2 separate regions of the Homo sapiens genome follow, and region 2 is linked to region 1. A link is an interaction called in ENCODE POLR2A ChIA-PET data of the cell type or tissue named here. Cell type or tissue: HepG2. All regions are shown on one strand. Links, peaks and the distances in the headings refer to the core of each region. The heading gives the core; the rest is flanking DNA.

What was found. ChIA-PET counts read pairs that join two places held together with the same protein. Peaks named below come from ENCODE experiments on the same cell type or tissue, not always from the same donor. Only the 100,000 strongest peaks of a DNase experiment are listed, where the experiment ranks them.
Region 2: POLR2A ChIA-PET joins it to region 1 with 7 read pairs; 1 of 35 experiments calls an interaction of 5 or more read pairs at or near these places.

The regions. Positions count from the first base shown.
Region 1 is chr11:117,418,549-117,422,931 of GRCh38, reverse strand. No RefSeq gene overlaps it. Among named protein-coding and RNA genes, the nearest start is that of CEP164, 93 kb to the right of the region's middle. RefSeq lists an enhancer at 2,171-2,671. In HepG2, for the core only: no CTCF peak of the experiment used is centred there; no DNase peak of the experiment used is centred there; H3K4me3 peaks cover 658 bases; H3K27me3 peaks cover 959 bases.
Region 2 is chr11:116,659,043-116,663,425 of GRCh38, reverse strand. No RefSeq gene overlaps it. Among named protein-coding and RNA genes, the nearest start is that of LINC02702, 22 kb to the right of the region's middle. In HepG2, for the core only: no CTCF peak of the experiment used is centred there; a DNase peak (open chromatin) is centred at 2,145.

The DNA.
Region 1 (4,383 bases), core at 90-4,089:
ACAACAATTAGCATCATCTTAATTTATGCAGGAGATGAAGGGGAACTTGGCTCCCCATAGAAATTCTCCCTTGATAGATCAGGCCCAGGGCATCCTCCCCCGCACCGCCTGCCATACCATGTCACCCACCATACCATGTCACCTCCTCTTACCCTACATATTGGATTCCTATACAGGTAAAGGGTGGGAAAGGCAAAGGGAGACGCTGGTGAGCTTAGAGAGGAGGAGGGCATCTGTGTGTCTGTAGGAGAAGGGTGGGAGAACCAGGCTGAGCATGAACCCTGAGTCAGGGCTCTGTCCTTCCTCCCAGAATCCATGTCCTCTTCTGGGCAATGACAACAATACTCTAGGCCGAAGGAGGAATAGATGCCAGCTGGATTACCCTGGAGGTGATCCATACTTGGTTTTAGTGTCTCTAAGAATCGCACAATCTCAGGACTCAAAGAGACCTTCAACGCCACCTGGTCCACGCTTCCACCCAAATTGGGAATTCCATCTGCAATCAGCAAGAGTGGTCTGGCCTTCCCGTGCACACCTCCTGATGGAGAACTCATCACTTCCCCAGCCAGCACATCTCACCTGTGACAGCTCTAACAGCAAAACCTCCCTCACACTAAGCTTGGGTGGCCCCTCCAACTTCTACTCACAAGGCTCGGTACTGCCACTCCTGGGGGGCACCACAAAACAAGTCTCATCCCTTCCCAACTCAGAAGCCCTCCACAGATGGTATTTGAACATCGTCCTCAGCAGACAGGCTCCCCAAGGGCAGAGAAGGGTTCCACTGTCTCTTCCAGAGAAGGGACAGTGCCTGACTTAATAGGAGCACAACATATGTTAGACATAGATGAACAAAGGGTAAACAGTGGGAGAAACGGGCAAGGAGTAGACCAGTGAAGGCCGAGATCTCCTGAAACATTGGTTCTCTCCGCATAGTGTCCCCAAGTTACAAGAAAACAACACAACAGAATACCATCATGCCTGCTGCCGTTTGCTGAGAGTCTACTTGAGTCAAGCACCCTGATAACCACTTAGCACGGATACTCTCCTAGTTTTACCACTACCCTGTAAAAAAGAGTAACTCCTATAAGCACAAAACCCAAGTGGTGGTGTCTCAGGGCCGTAGTGCCAGTCAAAGAACCTCAATCCACTCAGCCACCAAAACGAAAGTTTTAAATAACTCAAGTTATCTGCTTTTGTTTTTGTGATCCTGAAGGGGTCCGAAGAGCAGATGTAAGTGACACCCGCTGACACCCTACGGAGCCTGTGCCTCCCACATCCCCCCACACACTGCCTGCTCTTCTCCAGCCCTGCTCAGCTCCGCCCTCCTCTCCTCTGGGGAATGTTCTCTCACATTCATTTCCCCCCATTTTCCATTAGGAAACAGCAACAGTTGGGCATAGGGGAGGCAGAGGAGGTGGGAGAAACCGCAGGCAAGGCAGGCCTCCTCTTTGGTGATTCGTGGGAAGGATCTATGGATGGGAAATTAATGTGTTTGTAATTTCTGCCCTGAAGATGTGTGATCTCCATTTTATTGGCTAAGAAAGAAGTCAAAGAGGTCAGGTGACTTGTACAAGGCCACTCAGCCGGCAAGAGGCATCAGCCAGGGTTTGAATTCCAAAGCCGGTGCTCACCAAACCACTTCGGATCCTTTCCAGAAAGCCAGGCGGCCCCCAGAAGGCGCCATGTGTAGAGTTCCTACTATGTGGCGGGCACTGCGATGGAAACGCAGGGGCTGCGGAGTCAATCCTGCTGCTCCCTTGCCAGCTCTGTGACCTCGGGAAAGCACCTTCGCCCTCATGGGCCTCAATTTCCGCTTCTATGAAATGCGAGAATAACTCCCATGCTGCCAGGTTGATAAGACTGAAAGGAAATAATGAGGTTAAAAAGCTTTTAACTATGAAATGGGGATTAGACAAGATACAAACCAGCAGACCAGAGGGTCAGATTCCAGAGAAGCCAGGATTTGCCTCATCTGCCCAGGTTTTGTTGTTGCTGTTGTTGTTTCTTCTTTTCTTTCTTTCTTTTTTTTTTTTTTTTTGGTCAGGGTTTTGCTGTTGCCCAGGCTGGAGTACAGTGGCGCAATCATGGTGCGCTCAACCTGGAATTCCCGGCCTCAAGCGATCCTCCCACCTCAGCCTCCCGAGTTGCTGGGACTACAGGCGAGGAACACCATGCCCAGCTTTTGTTTGTTTGTTTGTTTTCCTGCCCAGATTTGTGTCCAGGGAAGCAGGTGGGATATGAAGGTCCCTTGCTGCCCTAGAGAACCTACTGAAGCTCACCAAGAGGATTCACAGCCTGTGCAGAAAGGGAAGCTCTGAAGGCCTCTGATGTCCTCAAATTCACTGTCATCAGTCCCAACCAGGAGCTAGCACTGGGCCCCCAACTCCTGGGAGTCACCAGAAAGGGTGGACGGCGCAGTAAAATGCCACCCCATCCATGCTGGGCCAATGCCTCACCTCCCCCAGGAGGCATCACCCAGATGGTGAGCTCTGCCCTAAGACGTCCTGCCTCTGTGGGTGCCATTCTTTCTCTCTTGAGCTCCACCCTTCCTGGGCCCAGTGGAGGTGGATGGCACCATTCCAGGCATGGCCCTGCGTGTCCCCAGCTGAGCCCCGCCAGGGCCTTTGTGACAAGTGGCATCTCCAGTACGCGCTGACTGGACACATCCGGGCTCAGCACCCGGGCAGCCACCACCAGCCACCACTGCGGCCAGCCGCCTCAGACCAATGCCCCGCACGAAAGCCAGGCCTCCAGCCACCATGGGGCTCTGTCGGCAACACCAAGGGAGAGGGGACTTGGCAGGTCCTGCAAGCTTAGACTACAAGTCTCCCATCCCCACCCTCCCCCAGGCATTTCTACAGTGTCTGACTCTGCCTGACACCCTGGGTCCTGCCCACCTCAGCCTCCTTCCCCAGGAGGCACAGGTCCCACGCCTGCCAGGCTCTGACACCCCTCCATGGGGATTCAGAGACTAGAGGAGTGCACGGTGGATTTTGGGGCACCAGGGGTGTCACCGCAGCCCAGCCCAGACTCCAAGGAACCGCCTGGGTCAGATCGCCCTTGAGCCAAGCAGGGATTCCTTTTAGGAGTTAGGGCCGTTGTAGGGCTTCAGGGTGTCCCTGGGCAGAGCTTAAGAAAAGGGTAGGGTCTGCAATGCCAGGGAGTGGGAGGGAATTCATCACGGGCCTTGGGTGCAGGAATACCTACTGCTTAGGGAGGTCTCCTGTGTGCTTGGCACTTCCCAGGCGCTGGGGGCATGGGGTGAGGAGAACAGGCAGCCCAGCAGATGTTCCAGGGTGCATGGAATGAGCTCATTCTCAGATGAAGACACCGACGCTGAGTCGCTGGACAGTCACTTGTCCAGAGCACAGAGGTGGTCAATGGCAGAGCCACAGATCTGTCTGACTGCTCCCAGGAGGAGGTTTCTGAGGAGGGGAGCACCCGGGCACTACCCTTACCATCTTCTCTTTGTAGCTACAACAGAGTGGATGCTGTTGTGGCCCCAGGGCCTGCCAACTTTCTCCAAGAGGAAATGGGGCTGAGGATGAGACAACAGCTATTTATTTGAAGGCACCACCGCTGTCTTGCCTTTAGTCAGACTCTGCCGGCCTCTGAAGCCGAAGAGAGCACGTAGGAGGAGGAGAAAGGGTAGGTAGAGCAGAAGGCCTTCCCTGGGGAGACCTTCCCTCTTCACACAAAGAAAGAGGCTGCCCCGGACCTCCTTCTCAGCCCCCAACCTCGCCCTCCAATCCCTGTGCCGGGAGGGAGGGCGCATACTCATGAGGGTGTGCAGTGTCCACACAAGTGCCTACGTGAACAACTGCACTACAGGCCATTGGTTTGCACTCTCATTCTGCAACCTAATAGCTTAACCTTCCAAGGCTCTCTCGCTTTCTTTTTTCATCTTGTAAAATGGAGATCATTGTCTACCTCATAAGATTGCTATGAGGATCTTTGAGAGCTGTAGATAGGTAAAGGCCTTTGCACTGGCTGGTAGTAAGCAAACAGAGGCTACTTTATTAGTAAGAGGCCCTGTGAGAATCCAAATGTGCATGCACTACACTTTAACCCCTGCATGTGCATACACTCATGTATGTTCATAAGGGGGACAAGCAGCGGACGGGAGAGGGTTCTGTGACCCTATTTCATTCTATCATGTGGAAGAAGTAAAGGGACATTTTTTTCTGTGTGAGTCCACAGCAGAACTGTAAGAGAAGACTCCCCCTCAGCCAGTTCAGAACTGCTCAACAGCAGGACTGGCTACCTCAGGGGTGATGAGCACCTTGTCCTTGGAGGCATTCAAGCAGAGGTTCAACAAACACTTGCATTTCCACAACACTCTGTAGTTTACAAGGTGCTTCACCCAAAGTACTTGTCCTAGGT
Region 2 (4,383 bases), core at 273-4,272, 760 kb after region 1:
TGCCAACTTCAATGGGCTGTTTGTTGGAGAACAATGTCGGTGTCTTGGGTCCCTCTTCTTGGACTGGCTGTATTTCCCAGATGGTACTTTACCAAACTCCTGCCTGAAGGATAAACGTCTGATTGCCAGCATTCTGGAACCAAGTAGACGATCAGGGCTGGAAGTCTCTGGCTCCCATATTTAGTGTTACATGCTAACTGGTTTCCGTTGTTTATGGTCTGGTACTCACCCCCTCATTTGTGCTGTTTGGTCTGTAGAGACCCTTTCTAGAGAATAAACTTCCAGTGTTCTGCAGTGGGTTGGGTGGGGGGCAGTTGCCCAGCAGCATGGAATGGGGGAGGAGACCGAGAAGGAGAGGGCAGTGAAGGAGAGGGACAGACAGGACAGAGTAGTGTCCCTGAAGCAAGTGACACAGAGGTTTCGGGAAAGAGGGAGTGATCACCTGTGCCCAACAGCCTGATGAGTAAGATGGGGATGGAAAAGTAACCCTTGGGCCTGGCAGCACAGAGGTCATTGGTCACCTCAATGAATGATGTCTCCTGGAGCCATGGGAATGAAAGCCTGATCAGAATGAGTTCTAGAGAAAATGGTAGGAGAGGAAGCTATGGCAGTGATTGTGAAGAACTTTTTCCATTTGACTTATTTCTGTTTCAAAATAACCCTGTGAAATGGGCAGTCATCCCCATTTTATAGATTTATAGTTGAAGAAACAGTCTCAGAGAGGTTTAAGTGAATGGCCTCATTGCTAGCTGCTTCTCAAAAAGGCTTTCCTCTAGTCCTTTCTGTTTTCGCCACCTCCTCCCCAGCCTTCACCACCTCCTCCCCAGCCCTCGTTCCAGAGGTGTCTGGAACTGTCAGTTCCTGAGGCTTTTGTGGACTTTTACAGTGTAAATTGGACTAATTCTCAGCTTTTCCTGTTGCTAGCTGTGGATTCAGCATTCTTAGGTCCACAAAGTCATTTATCACTTGTCTTGTCCCTTAGCTTTTCAGCTTCCATAATTTTGTGATTATTGTCTGAGCTGCCAAGAGTGATTTCAGGCCCCGGGAAGCTCTCCTGGACTTCAGACCCCCCTTCTTAACTCCTCTGCTGATTCTTGCTCATCTCTTCAAATTCTGAGGGCTCGGTCCTTGTACTTCTTCTCTTCTCTCTCTTCCTAGACAATTTCTTCCAGTCCCATGGCTTTAAATACCTCCAAGTCTGCAGGACCCCAAAGTCTCTGCCCCTCACCATGTGTCCCTGCTGCTGGCCTTGACAATGTTTGCCTAGTCCGGGCTACAAAATAGGCCACCTGTCCCCCTCCCATTTTCTATCAGCCTCCACTGACATCCCCCTGCCCTGCCCCAGACCCCCTCATCCTCTCCACTTCCTTTTCCTTGGGGCCAGGAAGGAAGAGTGTCTGCACAGAAAGCCTGTTGTCTGCTCATTCTCAGGCCTGCTCTGATCACCTCCCTGGGGAAGCCTTCCAGGATGGCAAAGGCACATTCCTGTGTGCACACTTGCTGGGGTTCCTCACACACCTGCCTCCCTGGCATCTGGTCAGGTTTGTGCCTGTGTGAGCTACCGCTTGGCCCTCCCCCTGGGGACAAACCCCATACAGTGTCATTGACAGTCCCCTCTTTTTCCCTCTAGTTCCTTGGACTCTTACCCCTATGGGTATTTGATAACAGGCATGGATTCTCTCCCCAGAAAAGTGTTTATAAACTCATTTTGCATCTAATTTCTGGGGGTTCAAGGACTCTCTGAAACCCCTGCATAAACCCCCTCATTATCTCAGGGTAAGAACCCCCAAGCTAAGTGAGACAAGCATGGATCGTGAGCACATATGCTCCATTCCCAGTGCTTGCCAGGACTTGACTTGCAATAGGTGTTCAGTCGGTAAAGGCGTATCCTGCATCTACTATGTGGCAGGTGCTGCTCTACATACTGTGAGGACTCTACATAGCAGTGAGGACTGCAATATTTTTGCCCAGGGAGCTGGCATTCTGTGGGGAGACCAACATAAATGCACATGTATGTATGTTACAGTGTCAGGAGTGCTAAGATGTGGGCAGAAGCCAGATCACTTAGGAACTTCTAGCTCACAGTAAGGACTTCAGACTTTGTCCGGAGCGTGATAGGACACTATTGAGCAGGGAGTGATAAGATCAGATTTTGAAAGACCATTCTGGCTGCTGTGTGCAGAGTGGGCTGTGGGGAATGGTGGAACTGCTGCAGTGGTGAATATTCAGAAGTCAGGCTGACTCACCTGGCTCAAAGGCTGGGCACAGGCTGCCCTGCATACCCTGGGCCTTTGAGCAGCAGGGCAGTCGGGGGGAGGGGGCCTCCTGGCTCTGCTATAGCTCCCAGAATCCCCTATCACCTTCTCTCCCCTTACCAGCCTCCTCCCTTCTCAGGCAAATGTCGCCAGGGTACCCAGACTGTTCTCCTGCTTCCTCTCCCCACAATTTTCTTCCTGCTTTGGGTCTTGCTGTCCTGCCTTGGGCCTGTACTGTGTGGATCTAGATCTATGCCAGGAATGCAGCAAGGGCCCAATCTGTAGTACTTCTTGATTGAATGGAGCATGAGGAGGAAAGTGAACTGGAAGCAATGGCTTTGGCCCCAGGCAAGTGGCCAGATGGCATTTATTCCCATATATGTATCTGCCTCAGTACATGCTGTCTATACCTATGGGGTTGTATCTGTACTGGATACGTGTGTGTGTGTGTGTAGGGACAATACTATGCACCTGCATGGCTCTGGTGAGTTCACCTTGGTGGATCCCTAAGCTTCCCTGCCCTCAGGTTAGGAAGGGGACACCCCCATCCCCCTGGCTGGGTGCAGGCTCTGGACTCCCTTGCAGTGGGAAGGCAGTCTGAGAATCCCACTGTAGGTGGTGGTGGGACTGACTTTGAGTCTAGGCTGCCACTGCACCCTGGGGAGACATTCCCAGAACCTGGTGGCACAGTGATCATTACAGATGCTGATAAGCAGTTCTGAGGGAAGGCGTGGATCAGTAGGCGAAGGGGAAGGATTTCTTGTTTGCCACCGGCCCCTTCTCATCATCTCCCAGGAGGAGGAGGATGCTGTATAGGCCATCTGCCTCTCCTGCCCCCTCGGCCCCCTCAGCAGCATGCAGGGCCTGCTACCTCAGAGAGGGTTCTTGCCGGCTTTGTGCCTTCAAGGCTATAGGCAAATCAGCTTTGGCAGAGAAGCAGAGAGGGGTGTTGGCCATGTCCCTGCAGCCTTTCTGGGGAGAGTGTCAGGGTGGAAACGTGGGCCTCCCAGCACCTCCCAGTATGTGTGCCTCTCCGCAGTACCCTGGCCTGAGGAGGGGCGGGGAGGAGGACCTAGTGTTCTTCTATAGAACTCATGTGCCTTTACAAGTGCCAGCCCCCACGCTAGGCCCCCCCAAAGCTCACCATCCAGTAGGAGAGTTAGACCAGAAATAAATGAGTGGGACAAGGGAGAGTGGCTTCGAGGAAGAAAAAGTATTGGGGGCCAAGAGGCAGGGGCACTTTGCCCTTCCTTCCTCAGGAGGCAGGGGAAGGGGAGAAGGAGTGTTCCTGGGGAAGATGGATAGGATTTTTCCAGGTAAAAAGAGAATTTCACCTGCACTGACCCAGAGGTGTGAATGCAGGTATGGGGCTCAGGGCTAAGAAGGTCTTGGGCTTGGTGGTGCTGGGGCAGGCTATGGTAGAGGATGCAGTTAGAACGGGAGGAGCAGGTGGGGTGAGTTAGAGTGAAGGGCTTGTCCAGGTGGTGACATGCATTTCCTGACAAACTAGGTAGGTTGGCCTTTCTCTTGAGGACCCCACATCTCGCATGTTTGGAAGGAGTGATGTGGTGAAATCTGTGTTTTTAGGAAGAGCGTGTTGGCTTCTTTGGGGAGAGGAGACTATAGAGGGGTATAACTGGAGGAAAGGAGACCAGGAGAAATGTCTCCTGGGTGGTCCAGGTAAGAGACGGTGGGGGACAGGGTGGAGGTCGAGCTACTGAAGGAATAGCACCCAGACAAACCAGGGAGCTGGATGTGGCATGGCTTGTCGCCACCATGCTTTGGGCCAGACAGAGCTGGACGCTAGGGGCCTTCTGGGACTGTCCCTGGGTGACGAGGTGGAGGGTGGACTTATTCACTAAGAGGGAGGATGAGAGATTCCAGGAAGATGACGGTGAGCCCAGCTTTGGACAAGATAAATGGAAACATGCGGGTGCTGTGACCAGCAGGCAGTTGGCAATGTCCAGACCTAAGGGAGAGGTCTGCAGCTGTGGCGAAAGGGGCATCTGAGGTAGGGTGCAGATGAGAGTCCCAGGGAGGCAGAGGGTGGAGATGAGAAGAGAGAAGCAGAGGGTGGAAGTGGCCGCCTGGGAAACAGCATCATTAGGAGTAAGGAAAGGAGCCCTCA